Linked DNA regions of Mus musculus: all the other regions are linked to region 3. The links are chromatin loops, found by intact Hi-C in ENCODE. Cell type or tissue: heart. All regions are shown on one strand. Links, peaks and the distances in the headings refer to the core of each region. The heading gives the core; the rest is flanking DNA. Region 1 overlaps Gm41414 (predicted gene, 41414). Region 2 has its middle 48 kb from the start of Gm41416. Region 3 holds the start of Gm52265 (a long non-coding RNA gene).

What was found. Hi-C counts contacts between places; a loop is a spot of excess contacts. Peaks named below come from ENCODE experiments on the same cell type or tissue, not always from the same donor. Only the 100,000 strongest peaks of a DNase experiment are listed, where the experiment ranks them.
Region 1: a loop joins it to region 3, with 9 times the contacts of the local background. A loop is called at or near these places in 27 of 42 quality-filtered maps.
Region 2: a loop joins it to region 3, with 4 times the contacts of the local background. A loop is called at or near these places in 5 of 42 quality-filtered maps.

What each region holds. Positions count from the first base shown.
Region 1 is chr16:5,404,106-5,411,832 of GRCm38, forward strand. The region is part of intron 1 of Gm41414 (predicted gene, 41414); the gene reads left to right. Among named protein-coding and RNA genes, the nearest start is that of Gm41416, 76 kb to the right of the region's middle. In heart, for the core only: a CTCF peak has its summit at 2,823 (motif pointing left); no DNase peak of the experiment used is centred there; H3K27me3 peaks cover 643 bases.
Region 2 is chr16:5,527,802-5,535,528 of GRCm38, forward strand. No RefSeq gene overlaps it. Among named protein-coding and RNA genes, the nearest start is that of Gm41416, 48 kb to the left of the region's middle. In heart, for the core only: no CTCF peak of the experiment used is centred there; no DNase peak of the experiment used is centred there.
Region 3 is chr16:5,302,917-5,310,643 of GRCm38, forward strand. Gm52265 (a long non-coding RNA gene) reads right to left here and starts at 3,748. Exons shown (of 3, transcript XR_003951975.1): 1 at 3,537-3,748. It overlaps Gm41414 (predicted gene, 41414), which reads left to right and starts at 3,922. Exons shown (of 3, transcript NR_169081.1): 1 at 3,922-4,228. In heart, for the core only: no CTCF peak of the experiment used is centred there; a DNase peak (open chromatin) is centred at 3,875; H3K4me3 peaks cover 795 bases; H3K27me3 peaks cover 1,280 bases.

The DNA of each region.
Region 1 (7,727 bases), core at 1,854-4,353, 100 kb after region 3:
ATAAGAAAGTCGGGTAAGCCTGACCCAAGGGCATTAAAGCTGGGCCTAGAAGAGTCATAGATAGTCGTAGTGTGTTTGTGTAGGTAGGTATGTATGTGCATATGGTTAGCATGTATGCTTGTGGGTGAACATGTTGCACATAAGCTTGCTTGTTTGTTTAGAGGCATGTGTACATAAATGCATGCATGATTGTGAACATGTGTGTGTGCATGTGCAGTGTGCATGGTGCATGTGGAGTTATGTATGGAGGAGCTCTGTGTGCGTGGGAAGGACGGAGGAGGCCTTTGAGTCTCTGTCCTCACTGGGGTGGAGGAGAGACTGGAGGGAAGGCTTTGGAACCATGGGTGAAGCATGTGGGGCTTGTTTCTGCAGAACACCAGGGGGGTGAACGCATAACAGGCAGGCACAGGGCATCCAGGGACCTTGTTGTAGGCTTCATTTCAGCTGTGAGGCTCTGAGGGAGAAAGTCAGCCCATGGAGAGGGTCCTTGGCTGTTCCTTGCTCCTGGATTGCCTCTCGTGCCACCTTCTGGAGCCTTCTGTCTTGAAGCCTAAGCCCCTTTCCCAAAGCTCTGCTGAGCTCACTGGCTGCTGACAACAGACTGGATTTGGTTTCAGATGATCTGAAACTCAGCAGCTGTGACCCATCACAGGCTATGTGTTCAAGCTATCCTCCATCACAGTGTCCAGGCTGTACCCCATTACAGTGTCTAGGCTGTACCCCATCACAGTGTCTAGGCTGTACCCCACCACAGTGTCCAGGCTGTACCCAACCACAGTTTCCAGGCTAGACTCCATCACGGTGTCCTCATTGCCAAGGTTGATAAATGACAGCCTGGCCCCCATGTGAGAAGCAGGACACACCCACCATCCTGAGCTGTTACTGTCAACAGCACCTGGGAAGGGGACTTAGCATGGGGGTGGGGCGAGGTTGGACTTGGGTTATGCGATTTTGGTCTAGAACTACAGACTGGGCCTGACTACATCCTGGGACTGAGTAGGAAGAAAGCTGATGAGGGCGTTTTGAAGTATGTAAAGTCTTAGCTTTTCCTTGTAGGAGATTTGGGAGGTGGACACTAAGAAAGATTAATCTGCCTTCCTTGTCCCAGCAGGAGGTGGGTATTTGGAAAATTATTCCCTGTTTTGTCTTCCGGTTATAGTTGGGTTAATCGAGTTCCCAAGTCAGGATGGAGCCTCACTTTGAGATCTGTTACAGTCTGTCCATATGTCTGTCTGTTCAAAAATATCTGCTTGTGCTGGACGTAGTGATGCACACTTGTACTTCTGGCGCCTAGGAAGCTGAAGCAGGAGGATGGTGAGTTAGAAGGGCTGCACAGGTGACTTCATCTGAAAACAAAATGGGAAACAAGAGCTGGGGGCGTCTCACAGTTACAAAATGAATGCCTGGCATGCACAGGACCCTCGGCTCCACTGTAAGATAGTAAATATATAAGCAGCAGGAAACCCACAGAAACTAAAGCAAAGTCAAGCCCATAATTTAAAAATCCTTTAAATCATCATCATGAGAGTGTATACACAGTGCGTGTAGGCATAATTGTGTGAGGGAGAATAGGGTGTGTTTGCTCATGTGTAGGCTACCTGGCATGCTTATGTATAGAAGTCAGAGGCCAATTTGCAAAGTTGATTTCTTTTTCTGCCACAAACTGAATAGAAGATATTTGTGATTTTGTTTATTTGTGAGTATGCAGGTGCACATGTGTGTGGAAGCCAGAGATTCCCACTGTGTCTCTTTCTCTCTTGCTCTGCACTTTGTTGGAGACAGTCTCTCACTGAACTCACCATCTGCTAGAGTAGCAGGCCAACAAGCTCTGGGATCCACTGATGCCCCCTTACCCAGTGCTGGGATCCACTGATGCCCCCTCACCCAGTGCTGGGATCCACTGATGCCCCCTCACCCAGTGCTGGGATCCACTGATGCCCCCTCACCCAGTGCTGGGATCCACTGATGCCCCCTTCACCAAGTGCTAGGATCCACTGATGCCCCCCTTCACCAAGTGCTAGGATCCACTGATGTCCCACTCATCCAGTGCTGGGATCCACTGATGCCCCCTCACCCAGTGCTAGGATTGCAGGCACGTCCACCAGCTGTGGCTTTTACCTGGATGCTAGGGAATCTGAACTGGGGACCTCATGTTTATGTGGTAGGCATCTTACTCACTGAGCCACCAAGCTATTTGGTGGCTGCCAGTGTGGTTAGTGGCGCACTGTTGTCTTGTTCTGATGTGTCTGTGATCACTGAAAGAGGACATCAGGGTTTGCTGTTGTATGCTGTTAGCCACAAGGGTCAGACTTCACTGTCCAGGATCCCCACTTCCTAGGCACACATAGAGGATGGTTTATTGTAGGACAGGATTTCATTTGGATGGGCAGTAAGGCTTTCCAGGAAGAGCTTTGAATGGGAAGTGAGGTGGTCAGATGTAATAGTATACATGAGTGGTTGAGTCTTCACCTGGCCTGACATTCTTGAAGGACTTAGCCTGTATGTGCAGAGTCATTGCTCCTAACAGTCCCCAGAGGAGCTGGAATTAGTATCTCCGCAGACAGAGGAGAAAGGAAGTCCCAAGGAGGGCAATCAGCTGTCACATAGCCCTGGGTTTGCCTCCTACTCACAGCCCTCCAGTGACTCTAATGATGGTATTCACTCCCGAGGAGAAAGCAGGAGTCTCCAGTGGACCCTGCAGCCAGATGCTTGGTTCTCCAGAAGAGGTCCTTGACTCTGGTAGGATTTTAGTTGAAAGCCTGCTGCTCTCTCTGGAAGAGGAAGGTCCGCGGAGCACATAGTGAAGTGCAGCGCCCCCTTGCGGCTATGTGCACAAGGTCGGCTGCACGCCGGACGTTCCCATCATGAAGTCCAGTCCTGTTTCTGGTCCCCGAGCCTCCAGGCTTCTCAGCATAGTTGCCAAATCACTTCACGCTCCAGGAAGTAAAGTGAAGTGGGGTTCCTCTTAACTTAGAAAGCAGTGTTATCTACTGGCAGCCCCAATAGTCATAGCTATGGATGACAAGATGTTTGTGGCTATTTCCAGAATTCCTTCCTTCGGGGCAAAATAAACATCTCCCCATTCTCAAAAGGTCCTAACAATAAAACAAAGTATGATTCTACCAAATGTCACCCTGGGGAACCAGCCGATTGGGCTTACTTCCAGACCGTGGGTGAGGGGTTGCCTACAAATGTGTGGGACCCAAAAATCTTCACCTGGTGTGGGTGAGAGCGCCCCCTCCACTAACACCCATAGGCTGTGCATTCTAACGTCTCCAGAGAGGCTGGGGCAGTTAGGACAGGACTGAATAGGAAGACTGGGAGGAGTGGCTAGACAATCGGGTGATGGTCACATGACCTACAGCATCTTTTCCTACCTTGAGGGAATGTTAGCAGTCCATAGGTCCCAAATCATGATGGGATGTTTGCAAGCAGACCCAGGTGACACAAGTGACATAAATGGCAACTGCTTTGCTTGGAGGGCCATGGGTTCTGACAGGAGTGTAGCCTCAGAGAACATTCTGGGCCCTTAGCTTCCTCTGCCCTCTTGCCTGAGTGTCAAGGCAGTTTCGATCTTTCCTGTTTCTTCCTTCTCCACCCACAAACTCATTTAGCTCCATTGATGCAGCTTCCGCTCTGAGCCTAAGCAAATGGTTAGTGGGAATGGCATGGTCTTCCCTGGGCATTTGGTCAGAGGTGGGTCAGTGGCCTCTCTGACGATGAGTTAACACTAACCCAAACCAAACAGAGAAGAATAGAGTGTATTTGGCTTAGAGCTATAGTCCATCTAGGAAGCCATTGTGAAGTGAGGGTTGCTGTTTATCTCTCAGGTCCTCCTTCTACCCCCACATCCTCCAAAGCTCACAATTCTACCTTACTGAGTCCTCCAGAAGAGTGATGTGTTGTCCACTGGACTGGGCTTGGAATTACCTAGAAGACACTTCACTGGGGGTGCCTATGTCTCTAGAGAGGCTTAACTAACTAAGGAGGGAAGATCCACTCGGAATGTGGGTGACGTCATCCCTCAGGGGCACTGGGGTCTTGGATTGAACCAGAAGGAAAAAGGAGACAGCCAGGGTAGACAGAATAATCTTCTCAAGCCACGAGTCACAATAAACTCCTGTCCCCATAAGTTATCTCTGCCAGGTGTTTTATCATAGCATTGAGAAATGTAACCTGGATTAGGTGCTGCTGCTCCAGAATGAAGTCAGCCCCAGAATGGTAGTGCCTTTCTTCTTCCTTCCTTCCTTCCTTCCTTCCTTCCTTCCTTCCTTCCTTCCTTCCTTCCTTCCTTCCTTCCTCCCTTCCTCCCTCCCTCCCTCCCTCCCTCCCTCCCTCCCTCCCTCTCTCTCTCTCTCTCTCTGTCTCTCTCTCTCTCTCTCTCTCTCTCTCTCTCTCTCTCTCTCTCTCTCTCTTTTAATGAATGTGCTGCATTTGCTAATGAGATGAAGGGGAGCCCCAGGAGGACACACCGTGGTCTGATAGCCATCACTCCAGGGAAATGGGAGGGGTCAAAACTCCATTGACTGTCTGTTGGCTTTTCTGGGAAGAAACACATTTACCCTGCAGGGGGCTTTATTCGGAAGCATAGTATCTTAAGTTTCTACTGCTGTGAGAAATACCACGATCAAAAATGTCTTGGAGGGGTGGGTTTATTTCAGCTTATGGCCAGTAGCCCATCACGAATGGAAGTCAGGGAAGGAATTGAGGCAGGAACCTGGAGGCAGAGGCTGATGCAGAGGCCATGGCGGATTGCTGCTCACTGGCTTGCTCTCTTGTTCAGCCTGCTTTATTATTCAACCCAGGACCACCTTCTCAAGGGCTGGCACCGCCCACAGTGACGATGAGCCCTCCCACATCAATCACTAATTAAGAAAATGCCCCCACAGACTTGCTTGTAGGTCAGTCCTTTTCCCCCATTATCTGTAGGTTTGTATCTAGTTGACAAAAACCAACCAGCACACATGAGCTCCTCTTCTGGTTACCATGAGACTGCTAAGGATGTACTGCACTGAGGAATCTGGAAACTCAGGGACCAGACATGAAGGAACCAGAAAGGAACGAAGTAGGTAAGAAACATCTCCACAAACCACTGTGTGCATCCCCAGTCTCCTTTAAAGCAAATGTGTCTCCCAGTGAGCCGACCTGGTGAGAGCAGGGATTTGTCACCTGCATCTCATAGATGAAGGGGCACTGTGCAGGTGTGTGCACATGCCAGGAAACAGGCCGGTTGTGGGTCAGTTGGTCTCTGAGGCTGGTACTGATATGCTGACTGCTGTCATTTCTCAGGCCTCAGGTTGATCTCCGAGAGTCAGAGAACCTAGCTGGGGGTGACAGCTGGGCCCATAACTATCTTCTATGGTTCTATTTGAATCAATGTCAAAATGTATCAAGGGTCATGATACTGAAATTCAACAGGACCCCATCTGTCCAAACATAGAGGTTCTTCTTGTATCTAGGATGAGGTTAGCAGAGAAAGAGGCCTGTTGATGCTTTTCCAGTCCTGGTGAATTATGGGATTAGGGCTCCAGTAAGGACTAAGATTTTATGGTTTATTCAATAATAGTCCAAGTCTATTTTCCATTCTGGTGGAGACTTTTCTGGTTTTATTGAGGTAGGGTCTTAAGTAGCCTAGGCTAGCCTTGAACGCATTATCTAGCCAAGGATGACCTTGAATTTTGTATACTTAACGTATTTTTATATTATAATATTTCTTCCTTTAAATGCTTCCATATAACCCTCCCTGCTCATCATGTTTGTGTGTGGGTGTATTCCTAAATATAACCTGCTCAGTCCATATAATGTTACTTGTATGAATGTTTTTAAGATGACTGTTTGATTCTAAAAAGCCAGCTGGGGAGACCCCCTTTCTCACTCCCAGCTCTACTTAGCTGTCTGCAGCTCTCTGTGTAGGGTTGAGGACATTTCCCTGGCCACTCTGGCATGTCCTTTGGTGTCGTCTTTGTTTAGCTCACACTGGGTGGCCAGGAGACTTTATGGGTATCATGTCTGACATTCCTAGGGGACACCACCACACAACAAACTCTGATCCTCTGGCTCTTTCGGTCTTTCTGCTCCTTCTTCCATGGCATTCTCCGAGCCCCAGCCTTAGGCATGTTTGGTATAGATTGTCTACTGGGACTGGGTTCCACAGCTTTGAATTTTGATTGGTTGTAATTTTCTATAAGTCTGCATCTGTTGCAAAGGAAGTTTTGATAAGAGGTGAAGAATCTTCTTACCCTCGGGTATAAGAACAACTGTTGTTAGAGATTATGTGGTTTAGTGATTATAGATTCTCCTCCAATAACCATGACGTCACTAGTACTGAGTGGTTAGCTAGGTTTCCAGCACCAGGTATGGTTTCCATCTTAATAAGTGAGACTTAAGTCCAGTTGGAGAGATTGATAACTGCCAAGGAATGTCTTCCACTACTGTATCCTTAGGGTTATCATACCCTTGAGGGTCATTGATGTGGTTTGTAGACATTATAGCTGGGTAGGTCTATTGGATGCCTTGCTTCTTTGGACACTTGCATGGTGTCTTCTGGTTCCATGAAAACTAGTTCTTGACCTTGAATTTCTGGATCTCCAACTTCCATCTCCTGAATGGCAGGATTACAGGTGTGGTTTCTTTGGCACTAGAGACGAAATCCACAAACTCATTCACCCTAGGCAAGTACTCTGCCAACAAAGCCACATCCCCAGCCCATTGGTGGAGACTCAAGAGATCTGTCTTAAAGCTCATACCTGTGAGCATCCCATCCTCCAGGTTACGGATCTTGATTCTCATAACAATACCAGAAGCTGGGTCCCATCTGTCATTCTCACTTACAGGCAAGTGGACCAAAGGGGGATGCTTCAGATGATGTTGTGTCATAATGGAGGTGGCATTCAAATCTGAGTGTCCAACACTTCTCTAACAGAGCCAGGTGTATTCTTGCTCAGTGGCTGGCACTGTACAGCTGAGTCTTCAGGCTTAAAGCTGTGGCCACCAATGTCACTTTATCAGAATTTAATATCTCCATTTGTTTTTTATTGTGTTTGTTTTCACGTAAGATGATATTGATTTTCTATTTATAATACCAGTAAATTTTCTAAAAGAGAATGTATCTATGCAAATGAAAGTGAATCCTTTTTTTTTTTTAAGATGTTAAGTTGTAGATATGGCAAAGACAGTGACTTGTGGGAGCGAGTTATTTTACTACCATTGAGGCAAAGACCCAGGGCCATGTGTGGATTGTAGAGACTGGTGATCTGGGAGAGCGAGTTGAGCTGGCTTGGGAGGAATGAAGGCCCTGATTATGGCTGAGTTTTAATGCATCCTGGAAATATCTGTGCTGCTTCTTCCATAGCGATTGACCTGAAGCTGCCACTCTGAGCTGGACCCTCTGCTCACTTAGTCATTACCAACTCTTTGATACTGATGCTCAGTGGAATATGAGAGGGGGTGCTGACTCTGTCTTATTCTCCTTTATCACTTGGGAAAACAACAGTAATATTAAAGAGGGTGTTTACTCTAAAGCTCTGGGTTCAACCATGAGAATACCAAGGACCTGGGACTTCGGCTGATCCAGGATGAACCTGTAGCACCCAGTACATACATCTTGAGTGTTACTGCAATATGAGAGTGCATTTGTTAGTGCCATAGAACTCAGCCTGTCTTATTGATAGACTCTTCACTTCTCCAGATGAAAATCCAGGGAGCAGGGTTGGGACAAAGCCTGACCA
Region 2 (7,727 bases), core at 3,380-5,879, 230 kb after region 3:
CCTCTCTATCTCCTTCATCTAGATCTCCCGGGATCCTCATTCCTGTTTGATCAGTATATTTTAGGGTGCAGTGGGACCACAGATTCTGGACATACATGTCGATCCTGTTTGTCCTTCACAACCTTGGTCCCTGTAGACATTACTAGTTCCATCCTTGTGAACTCCACGAGCTGGTCCCCACACTTCTCTTGGTCAGGAGGTCTTGGCCTTGAGCCACCACCAAGGCACACCACTCCCAGCACAGCCCTTGCCTTTCGGTCGTCACTCAGGAAGCTGCCCTCGGCTGTGGACCAGTGTTCTCAGTTTACATTATGCAGAGTACATCTTAATGCTGGCAACTCTGTTCTATGGAGCTGATTCTGACTCATGCCTCCTCCTGGAGACAACAACTTCAACAGCCTTCTAAGCTCTCCATGTGGCCAGTGATTACACTGGCCTGGTCTTCCTGCCTGTGACTTACAGCCTAGCATCTGTAAGCTGTACACAAAGGCAGAAGAGAGCAGGGATTATGAGATCCAGGCTTGCTGGATTCCCAAGCCGGGACTGAGGAACAGAGAAACAACATAGGGTTTATGGGAAGGGTGGCAACTTAGAATAATATCTGGCTTCAGAGCTAAGATGGGAGCTGGATGGGATCAAAAGGCTTAATGTCTCAATAAAACTTGTTGGGAAGTTCTAGGGAGAACATTTACACCAGTGAACACACAGCTGAGCATGCACACAGGTGAATACACACACAGGTGAACACACAGCTGAGCATGCACACAGGTGAACACACAGGTGAACACACAGCTGAGCATGCACACAGGTGAATACACACACAGGTGAACACACAGCTGAGCATGCACACAGGTGAATACACACACAGGTGAACACACAGCTGAGCATGCACACAGGTGAATACACACACAAGTGAACACACAGCTGAGCATGCACACAGGTGAACACACACACAGGTGAACACACAGCTGAGCATGCACACAGGTGAATACACACACAGGTGAACACACAGCTGAGCATGCACACAGGTGAATACACACACAAGTGAACACACAGCTGAACATGCACACAGGTATACACACATACACAGATGAACACACAGCTGAGAATGCACATGTGGACACACACACAAGTGAACACACAGCTGAGCATGCACACAGGTGAACACACACACAGGTGAACACACAGCTGAGCATGCACACAGGTGAACACACACACAGGTGAACACACAACTGAGCACACACAGGTGAACACACACTCACAGGTGAACACACAGCTGAGCATGCACATGTGGACACACACACACACAGGTGAACACACAGCTGAGCACGCACACAGGTGTACACACACATACACAGGTGAACACACAGCTGAGCATGCACACAGATGAACACACACACACAGGTGAACACACAGCTGAGCATGCACACAGGTGAACACACACACACAGGTGAACACACAGCTGAGCATGCACACAGGTGAACACACACACACAGGTGAACACACAGCTGAGCATGCACACAGGTGAACACACACACAGGTGAACACACACACAGGTGAAAACAGAAAGAGCTGAACACATGTGTTCAATGCCAGGAGTACCAAACGACTGGGGGACAGTGGTTTCTCTGCCAGGGATTTTTGGGAACTGAGAGGACACATGAGTTTGATTCTATCACCAGATTTTCTGTGACCAACATTTATTGCAAAAAATGGAAATGAGAAGTGACCAGCAGTGTAGAAACCCATGGTGTGTGCAGAATTGTTTGGAGACAGCTGTCTTGGAACTCAGAGGCAGGGTGCTAGGTAGGAAGGGAAGTATGTCATTTCTCTCCTTGTGTGCCTCTATCTGAATTTTGGCGTCCAGGATTGTCTGTCTTTCACATGAACACACACATAGTTACTTCTTAAGAAAGCACTTTGCACACTGTTCTGTTCAGAATGCACTTAATGCAGCACTTCAGGTACTTAACTCTGTGTAGAGAGCACTAGGTACACAGCACTTCTGGTATCCCGTAAGGGAAACACTTGGCATATAGCACTATAGGTGAACTATGCAGAGAGTGCTTAACAGCACTGCAGAGATGCTCCATAGTGAGAGCACTTAGCACAGGTGATCCACACAGGGAGTACTTAGCACACAGTACTATGGGTGCTCTGTACACATGGGCTGGTGCTGGGCAAGCCAGCACCAGTATATTGACTCCACCCCAGTAACAAAGAATTGGGCATGGCTCCAATGACCCTTAGCCAGACTAAGATGATGCAAGAGGAATCTAGATCCGCTGCCTGATAGAGAAGTTAGGCGATTCATAGATACAATATAAATTTTTCTGGTAGACACTTTAAAAAAGTAAAAAGAAGCATATGAAATTAATTGTAATCATAAATTTAAATTTTTATACTCATAATAAATTTATGTTTTTAATCGATGATATATTTTATATATTATTAAAAGTTATTCTAACATGTAATTGGTAGAGAAATATTAATGAGATATTAATATTAATGAGATGTTTTATTCTGTTTCTCTTTGTGTTGTCTTCAAAACCCAGGGTGATCTAAAGAAAGTGCATTTTGGTACAGACCAGACACATGGCTAGTGGCCACTATGGTGGGTCATTCAATCCTGGACCCCAGAGTGGACTGGTAGGGACACAGAGGGTAACTGTGGGCACAGTCAGGCAATCTACAAAGTCTAGTTATTCCAAGTTAGACTTTTCCTGCTTCTGGTTCCCCATCCTTCCTGTGGTTCTCGTCTATCAGCACTTGGAGCACAGCAGTCCAGGCCCCTCCCCCATGCCAAGAGCAGCCCACAAGATGCTCTAAGTAGCAGCTCTTGCTGAATGATCAGAGCTTAAAGCCTGTCTCGCATCCTTCTCAGCCCCTTTGTCCCCACTCATCAATCAGCAGGGTTTTTTAAAATGGGAAATAGATTTTGCTGGGGATAGAAGAGGGTTCGAGGGGTGCGAGCTTTCCAAGCCCTCCTGCAGCTGCTGTCAGGAATCCTCCAGGCCACATCTTTGTCTCTGGGAGTGGAAAACCCAGTACTGCTGGCCAAGGAGGACTGGGGCCAACTGTAGAAAAGTTCTGGGGAGCATTGATTGTCAAAGGGGCTGTGGTAAGGCCTCTTCCTTGTTGATATGGAGTGGTCCTGGCTAGCAGGCAGAAATGTGACAGGCGTTCCTGGCATTGGTTGTCATGAGAAGGTGGGGTGTTCTCTAAAGGCGGAGCCAGTCCATTATGTTCTGGACTTGGGAGTCTCTGGATCATGTGGCTGTGAACAAAGCTGGAGGCAGGTTCCCATGCAACCTCCAAGGATTGTCCATGGGGACAACGGTCTTAAGCCTCCGGACCTGACATTTCTGCTGTCTCTCATGCAGAAGGCCCTGGGTGCTGTTCATCAATGCATGGTGCTTTTCCTCTGTGGGTCTGTCGGGAGATGGCTGGAGACTGGTGGAGACTGTTGGCTTCATTCCACTGGCACAGCAGTTTTCTCTCACCATTATCTATTTAGCTTGTGACTATGTTCTCTATATTTACAACAAGCTACAGTGATTCTTCACTTGGGATGGTGGTATTTGATTTCCTTCGCAAGGACTTAGTTAATTCAAGAAGTTGAGTTAACCATGCCGTGGGAACAACAGCAAACTGGAATTGACAAGGTGGTGGTGGTGGACAATGGATGAAATGAAGTGATTGTACTGACTGGTACTGGGGAAGCCCTGCCTGAGGTTGGCTGTGCATTTGGGACTTTGTTTTTCACATACTTCTCTATCTTACTCTTTGTGTCCCAATTGGTTCCAACTTCAATCTGTAGGAACTGCTACTTAGCCTTGGTCCATCGCTCTCCAGCTACATTTCAGTGAATCTCATTCTCTTGTGATGGATAAGAGGCAGAAAAGGACACTGAGAAGTGACAGGCTTGTGCTGGCTTTCTCGTCTGCAGCTGCATGAGTGTGCACGCAATGTCCCCTCAGCAACCCTACATGGTAGACCCTGCTTCTGTGCCTGCTGTGTGAGTGAGGAAACTGGCCCCCAGTTCCTTTTCTTACTGCTGCAACCTGACAAGACGCAACTTAAATGAGGAAGGCTTTGCTTTGGCTCATGCTATGAGAAGATATATGATGCAACATGGTAGGGAAGACATGGCAACAGGGCTGTACAGGCAGGTGGTCTCCTTGAATCTGTAGTAAGGAATGAGAGAGAGAGAGAGAGAGAGAGAGAGAGAGAGAGAGAGAGAGAGAGAGAGAGAGAAAGGAGCCTGTGCTTAGCTCACATTCTCTCTTTTATACATTTCAGGACCCCCGGGGTGGTGCCAGTCATGTCTGAGGTGGCATATCTTCTCTCTTCAGTTTACTCAATCTAGAAACTCATAGAGGTGGCCAGCGGCTTGTCTCCTGGGTGATTCTAGATCCTGTAAATTCATGATCACTGTGAAGCACTTCAGTGGTATAAATGGTTATGAAGGGGAGCTCTGAGCTGTGATGGGGTTAGGCTCTGAAGAAACCAGCTCAAGTTGCAGATGTCTTCAGTAGAAGATACAGTTCATACACATGACCACCAAAGATCATAGCCTAGCCTAGCCTACCCTGCCCTAGCCTACCCCAGTTTCTCTGGGAACACAGGCATGCCCCCACAGCCAGGGAAGGTCAGCCACCACCAGGCCTGTTTGGCAACCAGCTGTTGACTAATCCTGGTAATCAATGAACTGTACTGAAAGGGAAAACTGGACTGTTGCCTGTGGGCAGTTTTGCATCACTGGACGTTTGAGAAAGTCTCCAATCAAATCCCCACAAGCTGTCGACATCTGAGTTGGTCATCGGAGGTTGAAGAATCCATTTCCTCAGTGCTTAGAAGGGTGCTAGCATTTCAGCTGTGTTTGTGGCAGGTGGTGTAGCCTGAGGTACTTCCCAGCAAGGCTGATGTGTTTTTCTGTGGGAAGGGAAGATGTCATGGGTCCCCTAGTTCCTCTGCTGAGCTTGGAGTGTGGGGCTTGCTGGGATTTCCCCTATGAAGGCTCAGGTTCCTCACCTGTTTCTTCTTCCCCAGCCCTGGTCTCTACAGAGTTTCTGGATGAAAGGGCCTAAGCTTTGCAACCTTGGTTGCTGGCAGCGTGTGTTGGGCCAGCCACTAGTAGCAGGCCACGTACCTCATGGATTTCCAAACGGAAAACATGTTTACTCTTTGAGCATTCTTCCCATGGACTCCATCGCCTGCAGACAGGAATCTAAGGACTTTCAGGTATTCGTACCTTGGGGGAGGACAGTACAAGTGTAAGAAGATGCATCTGTGTATTTACTGAATGGATGATTGGTACAGCAAAAATGCTTTGACTAAAAACACCGATCTCTCATACCCATCAATAAGGCATTGTTTAAGCAAATTGTGTGCATTCATAAAAACTAATTCCAAGCTGCCGCTAGGATTCTCTGGTGAGGATTTATGTTTATTGGCTTGGAAAGATGCTCATGACATATTGCTGAGGAAGAAATACAGAATCTATCACATGGTTGCATTTGCACACAATTATATTCATAGATTTCTGCTTGCTCCGAATGCTGAGAGAGATGTCAGCAAGGCAGATGGGAAGCTCGGCTCAACAGAGGCTTTGTGCATTTTTTCTTTGGACTCTTATTACTGTTTTTCTTTTTTTAATTTTTTTATAGTGGGTAGTTATTTTCCTTAGTCATAGCAGTAGTAATAATATTGGTGATGTCTTTTATTAAACAAAGCAGCTGCTCTAAGTTGGGAAGGAGGCCTTCCAGAACAGCTGATGGTATGGAAGGATGGCTCTTGGTTGTCCTGTTAATATTGCCATCCTTTGAAGAAATGAAATGGAGGATTATGAAGCCACATTGTGGTCTTTCAGTGGGCAGTTGGTCCTTGTCTGCCCCAAGAGGCAGGCTGCCTATAGCCTTGGCAATCTCTCCACCAGTCTCACACACCATTGTGTGGGAGCAGGCATCTCTCCTCTCTGACTTCAGCTTTTGTTGTTGTCACTGCCTCCTGGAGGGGCGTCTCTCCTGCTCTGGGAATAAGAGGATGGGAATGGTGGCAGCCATCATGCATGGCATGCAGGAAGGAGTTCTCAGTTTTGTAAGCTTGTCTCACCTGTTTCCTTAGACAGTCCAAGCATGGCATGGGTCCCGTGACCTTGTACTGTGTGACTTTCCCTGGGGAGATGCAAAGACACACGTATTCACTCCAGATGGATCACCCACAGCCCAGAGAAGGAGTTTGTGTGAATTAGTTACTCACCACTGGGGCACAATGCGTGGCAAGAAGCAATTTAAGGTAGGAAAGGTTTCTTCTGGCTCACACTTGGAGGCAGCACAGTCCGTGCTGAGGAAGGCATGGTGGCAGGAGTGAGAGGCTGCTGACCACGCCATGGCTGGGGGGCCCAAGCACTTAAACATAGGAGCCTGTGGGGACATATCAGTTCAAACCATGGGCAGACGCATGGGTGACTCAGAAGATCCTGGGTCACTGAGAGTCCCCACCTCGGCATGGATGGATGGCTTGGGAGATTTGGGGGAAAAGCTGCCCCTTTGGTAAAGTTTTCTGCACTGAAGAGTTTCAATCTGGAGGAGCCCATCTTCTGCCTCCTGTGTGCTGCATGTGGCAGCAAGGCAGGGCCAAGTGCAGCTGGGGTGTCAGGTGAGGGTCAGGGTCCTCTCTGCCTTTGTGTGTGTGTGAATGTTAACAGCCCCATCACAGTTACCTTAGACCTAGATAAAGCTATTGCTCTGTTTATTTCATTGCCATGACTACAGGCTGTGGGATCCTGGGAGGTCACCGAGGTTCCTCCTCAGAACCGGTCTCTGGCACCTGCTGATAGGGCAGACTTGTGCACATGCAAGCACAACAGCCAGACACTTGCATCGGTGGTTATTTCCACTGATTAGAGTTTAATACTGGATCCAGCCCTACACCAGTGAAAAGGACCTTGAACTTGGGCCCACACTGGCATCCATGCACACAGAGACTCCCCCACCCCTAAGATGCATGCAGCCTTCTCCCTCCCTTGGGATCAGGTGTACAGCTTTTTCTTTTCTCACTAGCAGAAGCCAGACCCCTGTTCTTCCTGATACTGCAGCCCACTCTTCTTTTCTTCTGGAAGTCTTCATTTCCTGCCTGGTTTCTTTGGTCAGGAGGCCCCATGCCTGCAGCCTCAGCAGCAAATGAATATTTAATGGAATGCTGCCACCTTTTGGAATTTAGCAAAAATGATCTCTGTCATTCAGAGGGATGCGGGCGAAGCTCTCCTTCCCGTGGGTGCACCTGTGCCCACGCATCCAGCCTGTTTCTTCAGGGAATTGACTAAGGCTGGATTCTCTGAGGCTGGGGGAAGAGCCAGGTTCTCTCAGCAGGCAGGTGTGCCTGGCATTTCCATTCTCACTTGTAACTTCCACAAACGCTGCTTGTCAGGCTTGTGCCCTAGTCCATACACCAAGAGGCCAAACAGCACAGAAAAAAAAAATGATGTCCTGGTTCCCATGGTGTTTCAGCTTTCGCCAGTAAGTTTCCAAGGGCTTCAGCCTGCCTCTGAACTGACTCTCAGATCTCTGTTACACCACCTGTGCCTAGGTGCAGAATCTGGTAGGCGTTTGTTTATAGACGTCAGTCAAATGGCAGTTGAATCGAGTCCTAGGCAAGGCATACTGAGGACCTACCTGTACTCAGCAGGAGGAACAAGCATGGTTGATTAGTAATGCCTGTCTTGG
Region 3 (7,727 bases), core at 2,780-5,279:
GATTCCAGAGCTATAGGAAAGCTGCTAACAGGAAGTGGAACCAGCCCAGGAAAAGAAGTTTGTTGCAGTCAACAAAGATGAAAAAGGAGTTGGAGATTTGAAAACTGTTTTAACATCAGACATGGAGATGCAGAGTTTGGAGTTTGCTCAGCTGGTTTTCTATCTTGATTTGGGGATTGCAGTTAAGTGATTGGATTGATCTCAGAAGAGACTTTGAACTTTGGATTTTTAACATTGTTGATACTGTTATAGACTATGGGGACTTAGGAGGTTGGACTAAATGTACTTTTTAAAATATTATTATGCTATGGCTAGATATGACCACTATAGACTCATGTGTTTGAACAAGACTATGGGAGCCAGGGAGTGGAATGTGATGGTTTGAATATACTAGGCCCAGGGAGTGGCACTATTTGTAGGTGTGGTCTTTTTGGAATAGATGTGCCACTGTGGATGTGGGCTTTAAGACCCTCACTGTAGCTGCCTGGAAGCCAGTCTTCCACTAGCAGCCTTCAGGTGAAGATGTAGAACTCTCACCTCCCGCGCCATGCTTTCCTGGATGCTGCCTTGATGATAATGGACTGAATCTCTGAACCTGTTTGCCAGCCCCAATTAAATGTTGTCCTTTATAAGAAAAAATCATTTATTTATTCTTCTCTCATATATTACATCCTGACCAAAGTTTCCCCTCCCTCCTCTCTTCATAGTCCCCTCCCTCCATCTCCCCTCTCCCTCAGGTCCACTCCTCTTCCATTTCCCTTTAGAAAAGGGCAGGCCTCCCAGGGACATCAATAAAACAAGGTATAACAAGTTACAATAGAACTAGGCGCACACCTTCATATCAAGGCTGGACAAGACAACACAATAGGAGAAAAGGGGTCTCTAAAAGCATACAAAAGAGTAAGAGACAGCCTTTGTCCCTGCTGTTAGGAGTCTCACAAGAGCATCAAGCTATACAACTGTAACATACATGCAGAAGACCTGGTTCAGACCCATACAGGCTTCCTGATTGTCACTTCAGTCTCTGTGAACCCCTATGAGCCCTGCTTAGTTGTTTAGGGCTATGTTCTCGTGGTGTCCTTGACCCCTCTTTGCTCTCTGAAATCCTTTCTCCCCCCCTTTCCTCTCGGGTCCCATGAGCTCGGCCTAATGTTTAGTTAAACCCAGTGTCTCTTGTCTCTGTGTTTGCTGGGCCTGTAGTGAGTTGAAGCCCTACCTGGGTAAGGGTAACTTGATGAATCCCTGGCTCCAACAAAAAAACAAGCAAACATCCCAAAACCAAACGGTAACAAACAAAACCATAAAACAAAAACAGCAGAGAATTAGATTCTCTAACTTCCTGGTTCAGGGCTGTTTCCAGAACAGAATCCAGGTTCCAGTTTAGTAAGGAAACAAAATACATACCATCACAATATGAAGGTGTGCTGCTGGCTCTGCCATAGCTCTGCCTTTTCTTTGGTTGTCTGTAAACATGGAAGAGAACTAGAATGATGGCTCACACATGAAAGTCTAGCACTTAAGAAGCCGAGGTAAGATAGCCTTGAGTTTGCGGTGGCTTGGATAGAGGATAGTTTGAGTTTGAGTTCGATCTGGATTGCAAGTTCCAGGACAGCCAGGGCTACACAGTGACACCCAGGAGATGGAGCTGAATTCAGAGAGCCTCAGATCGGATGGCATGGCGCATGTAAAGCTGTCAGTGGTGGATGGTGTCAGGGAGCAGTGTGTCAGGAAGCAGTGTGTCAGGGAGCAGTGTGTCAGGGAGCAGTGTGTCAGGGAGCAGTGTGTCAGGGAGCAGTGTGAACTCTTTTTAATTCTTTGCACAGGGACAGAACCTAACCCTTAGGAAACTCCATCAACTGCCAGCTACTGGTATTTCCAACTGTTAGCTGGGCTCTTACCAATCCTGAAAACCATCAAAACCATCAAGAGCTTTCCCCTCAGCCTATCTGAAAACCTGAGTGGTGGGAAAATTTTCTTAATGCAAGAAAGAAAATAGATGAGTCACATGAAATACTTCAAATACATAGCACGCTGACTAGGAGAGCCTATCCCTCCACTTCCCTCTTCTCCATCATTTCCAATAAACCAAACATTAAATATTGGGATATGTATACAAGTTGGTTCTTGTCTTTTGGGGGTCATGGACACCCTTATAAGTGTGGATGCAGGGAACTGGGGAGCTGGCTCATTCAGTAAAGTGCTTGTTCTATAAGCAAGAGGACCTGACTTCAATCCCCAGCATTCCATAAAAGTTGAATGCAGGGGTATATGTCTGTAATGCCTGAATTGGGGAGGCAGAGACAGAGGGATTCCTGGGGCTTGCTGGCCAGCCAGCCTAGGCAAACCAGTAACTGTCAGGTTCAGTGAGAGACCTTGTTTCAGACATTAAGATGGGGAAGAACTGAAGAAGATACTCAACACTGACCATATGTATCATGTGTACCCACATATGCATGTACATACACACGCATACACACACACACACACACACACACACACACACACACACACACAATCAAGTATAGAATCCCAGTTCCCTCTCAGAGAGTGGAGCTTTGCACATATAACTGAAACCATTGTGTATTTTGTCCCATTGCCCATGAGAACTCATGTTCATCTCTTTCACACTATGAACTACTGAGAACATTCTAGAAAAGATAGAACCTATACTCTTGAGATGGTGAGTCTGAAGGCCTAGAGGGTTTTTTTTTTTCCTTGTGATTAAGTATTTCCCTGAAGCAACTTTCTGGAGGAGAGCCTTATTTTGGCTCACAGTTTGAAGCTCCCACCCATTACAACAGAGAAGGCATGGCGGCAGGCAGCTCTGTGGCAGCAGGCAGCTCAGCACTGCTCGATCACATGTGTGCAGGTCAGGAGGCAGAGGGTTCAGGTTGGAATCCCAGAGAATTACTTCCTCTAGCTAGATCCCATTTCTACAAGGTTAATAGTCTCCCAAACAGCCCGCTTTCTGAAGACCAAGTCTTTGTGTGTGTGTGTGTGTGTGTGTGTGTGTGTGTGTGTGAGTATATGTACATTTTACATTTCAATGTAACAGTCCTGAGAAAGACTTGGCTGGAGTCTTCTATGGGAGCTTCTGAGCCCAAAACATTATCTTTCTCTGGGACCTCCTGGTATAATTATCTATCTGCTCCACAGCCCTGTATGAAGCTGTTTCCCAAATCTCTCACACATCAGGCTGCGTGGGTGTTGCACACATATTCATGCGCATGCGTGCACACAGGGACATAGACACACACAGACACACACACACAGACACAGACACAGACACACACAGACACACACACACACACACACACACACACACACGCACACGCACACGCACATGAATAAGTAAGCCAAATTATGACTAAAATATAAAGAGCCAGTAGTGGTCAAGAGGCAGAGCCACATCTCAGAGACTGAGGCCAGCCTGGTGTACATAGGGAGACCCTGTCTCAGGAAAAACAACAACACCCCAAACAAACAATAAGAACAACTAAATGAGGGAAAGACAGAAAACAGGAAAGGGAGTGTACCTGTTGACCTCCAGCTTCTTTGCTTCGCATCCCCCAGTGTAGGTGGATAGACCCAGCCTTTGCTCAGAACACGTTCTTCTTGAGAGTTCTCCATGTCGTTTTCTAGGCTGCTCCAAACCATTCCAAATACAGAGCCAAAGATAAGGGTGACTGCGCTGTCCATCCTCTCCCAAACTCTTTGGGAGTCTCTCCTCTACTTTCCTTCCTAGGGCATGGGGTGAGACCTGGCTGGAGACATGGCTTTGCCTCAATGGCTGTCCATTAGGTACTTGCTCTAGTGGGCGCCCAGGATTGACCCGTCACCCGCAGTGCCCATTACGGCCAGCAGAGGGCGGTGGCGAGCCAGCAGAGTTGTACAGAGCTGCCCGGCGCGGACCCGGAGTCCGAGCGCAGAAACCCCACTGCCACCGCGAGGCGGCTTGCAGCGGGAGGCGCCTGCTTCTTTCCTCATCCCCAAGATCAGGCATCGAGAGCCCCCACCTAGAGCCATGGCCAGCCCCCCAGGCAGCCCTGAAGATGCAGACAAGCTGAGAGGAGGCAGGGAGGGCCGGCAGAGGAGGGAGGACGACGCTCCGGAGCAGAAGAGGTTGAGGCTGGGGCTGCGAGCGGGAAGCGAGCCCCAGGACGGAGCCACGACACCGCGTCCAGCCCAGGACGAGCTCGACACCCACACAGGTGGCGAAGGCAGAAGTGTAAGTAAGCCCGGGCAGCTGGGACGTGGGTCAGGGCTGTGGTGGTCTAGGGATGCTTGACCATCGCCTGGGTGAAGTTGGTAACTGGGCAGCAACTCCTGCAGGCGCATTGTGCTTGCTTGGAGGGACCGACCGGGGATCTTGGATGCTTGGTGACAAGAACTGTGCTTATGTGCTGTTGATTTCCTAATAAGCTCACAAGGTGTGGCTGGTGGGGAGCAGTCCCAGTTGGACTCTGTGGCTTGCCTAAGGGGAGGCCCCCCCGAAAGGAGAAGGATGTGGGTTGCTTTAAGCAGCTCTAAGCTAGCACCCCCATTTTGGCCAGGGCTGTCAGGGTCCCTTTTTGGGACATCACTGTTTGTGTAAAACTGTCCCCTTGGGAGGGTCTCTGGGACAACAGGGCTCATCATGTCCTGCGGCGGAGTTCAGCCTGGGACCGCAGTTAGTGTGCTCTAGTCACCAGGCCCTCACCTTCCTGTCCCTTCCACATGGTCTGGGAAGTGTAGACCAGAGGCACATGGCTTCCACCCTAGTCCCCAAATTCTGCTCCTTAGCCTCACAGACAGGGACAGCCAGGCAAAGTTCTTGGAATCCGTTGGCACTTCTACCAGGCTCTGTCCCTGGCAGCCAAGGGTAAATGTTGCGTCTGTGTATGGTGCTTCTTGGGGCATGACTGGGATGGAGACCATTTGGGCCCCGGAGATTCAGCTCGTTCTCGGGACTCTCTCCCAGGTGTGATTCGGCAGGCCTTGTGCTGGGAGGCACTTGCTGTCCTTGCCGAGGCTGCCACCTTGGCTGTTTTGAATGATTAGTGGGGTTGAATCCTTTGCTTCCCCCATGCTTGCTGGGCTGGGCTTGTCTTATCAATCTGACGACTTGCTGATGAGTCTTGAGGGAGTGGTCCCTTCCTCCTGAGTCATTTGGGTGGCAGCTGGCCACCTTGAAGCTCAGTGGTCCTGCATAGGCTGGCTCTTGTATTAATACTCATGTCCCTATGGATGCTACTGCATTCTGAAGAGGGCTACAAACCCATTGGGGCCAGGTGAACAGCCTCTGAGATCCCAGTGGAAGATGATACTCGTGGACAGTTTCCTTAGCCACATGGTGGAAAGGCCTAGAAGGGACTGGGAGGAAGTGCCTGGTTCCAGGCAGAGTGGCAGTGCAGTGTCATGAAACTTTGGTGGCTTGGAACTTCCCTTTCCCCCCTTCATTTCCTGCTCAGAGACAGGACTCTGCTGAAGAATGGGATTCTAGCATCAGTGGAAGTGACCCAGGGCAGTTGAATGCCTAGCTGTCAAGGTTGAGTGCATATTCTGCCTGTCCTTAGCTGTGTGTCCTTGGGCAAATCAAATAACCTCTCTGAGCTGTAGCATCTTGATGGCAAGACGGATGTGTCAATAGACCCAGTTTCATGGTGGTCTTATTCCCAAGATTAAGTAAGACTTGTTTGGAAGAAACACTTTGAGTGGCTCTGGTATACTGTGTGCTCAATAATGTGATTTAGTGCCAGAATTAACCCTAAGGAACTAGCTCTTAGTGGGGCATCAGCATGTCCCCACTGAGTGCTTTCTGAAAAGAAAATTATTAAAAGAATTCTGTGTAATTGAGAGAAATTTGCTAAGACAGAAATCCCACTGAGCCTTTGGCAAGGAGTGTGGTGGTGGGTGGCAGGAACCCTATGGTATAGGTTTGAAGGGAAATGCAGGAACTAGACAGAAATTATTTCCTCCAGGCCTGGTCATAAGTTTCTTTTTTAGGGGTTCTGTGGCCCCCTGGGCAACTCTCCTGTCTTTAGTTTAAAGATTACCCAGGGCCTAGGGTGGCCTATAACGCCTGCCAAACTCCTTTTCCAAGTTTGCATCGTCGTCTGATCATCCAGGGACTGTTTGCAGGCTGGGGCAGGTGTGTGTGTGTGTGTGTGTGTGTGTGTGTGTGTGTGTGTGTGTGTGTGAAGGCATAGAGGATGGGAAGCAGAGAGTGAGGGGGTGCTGAAGAGACATGGCCCCTTCCTGGGGCAGCTGAGTCCCCGTCTCCACCCATGGCTCTGAGAGAATGGGTCAAGCAGAGAGCAGCACCCTTCCTGGGGTTTTGTCTTAGTGACTCTTTAGCTTGTTGAGAGTGTCACAACCCTCCTTGTTCTTTAGTGACAGGTCACTGTGGACTTTTCTCTGTATAAGCTGCTGGGCCATCAGGCTATGTCCAGACATCTTTTTTTTTTTGAAGGATAAAACGTCCCTTCTCATCTCCTGACGATCTGGTGGAGGAGGCTTCCCTGTGACTGGCTGTTCCTCTGAGTGGCTTCCTGCCTGTACTTTTGTTTATGGGGTGGAGTGGGGGTTGGGTGGTTAGTAAAGGAGACTTTTAGGGGACACCAGAGAACTCCAGGTCCCCCTGATCAGGACATCTTTCTGGGGTGCTCGGGGAGAGCTTCTCACTACTTCTAACATCTCTGTTCTCTAGCTTTATTTATTCTTCCAGTTATTCTAAACTGTATTCTTTATATTCTTATGTTAGTTAACATATAAAGTGTTAGGTTTCCTTATGGTATTTTCAAGCATGCATGCATGCACAGGTACACACACACACACACACACCACACATATGTGCACATGCACATGCACACACACCCTCCACATATGCACACTTGTGCACACACACATGTACACACACAAGTGTGCATGCACACAAACACACATGCACACCCACCCATTTTTGCTCTTCTTCTCCACCCCCTCATTCTAATCTGTCCCCTCAGTACCTCCTTTCTGCTTTCTTGTTACTTGTGTTCTATTGCCCTCCCCACTTCCTCTTTGCCTCCCCCACCACGGTCATTCTCTAATTTTATGACGTATTCCCACACCTGCCCCCACTTATATACATAAATAACAATTAAAATCTACAATCCACACAACCCAGCCTCAGAAAGACGTATACTGCTGCCTGCCTCTTGGGGTCAGGAGTCTTATAGTTTCTTCTGCATTCTCCAACCCCAGGGAGAGATCCCAGTGTGATTTGCAGCCTGTGGCTCTTCCTGGAGGGGAAGGAAAGCCTCACTAGGGAATCGCTTACCTGCTTCCCCTTCTTCAACACCAGGCAGCCAGGCTGAGAGTCCCTGCTTGTTGCTTGGTGGAACTGAATTCTAAAGGGTAATAACTCACTGAGGCCTCGCTCCCCCACAAGTCCTTGGTGGACCTGCTGAGCCGTCCCTTGTGGGGTGGGATGAGAACAGGAAAGTGGCCAACTGTCAGCAGGATTGCTGGGTGGAGGTACCTCAAGACAATGCTGGGTGCATCAAGACTTGCTTTCCACTTGTCTTCCTTTTTGTTTGCCATCTTGATGAAAGAATCATCTAGGAAGAGGAACTTCAATTGAGAAAGTGTCTCCATCAGATTGCCTGTGGTGTAGGGCATTTTCTTGATTGATGATTGATGTGGGAGGGCCCAATCATCTGTGGATGGTGCTATCCCTGGGCAGGTGGTCATGTGTTGTATAAGAAAGG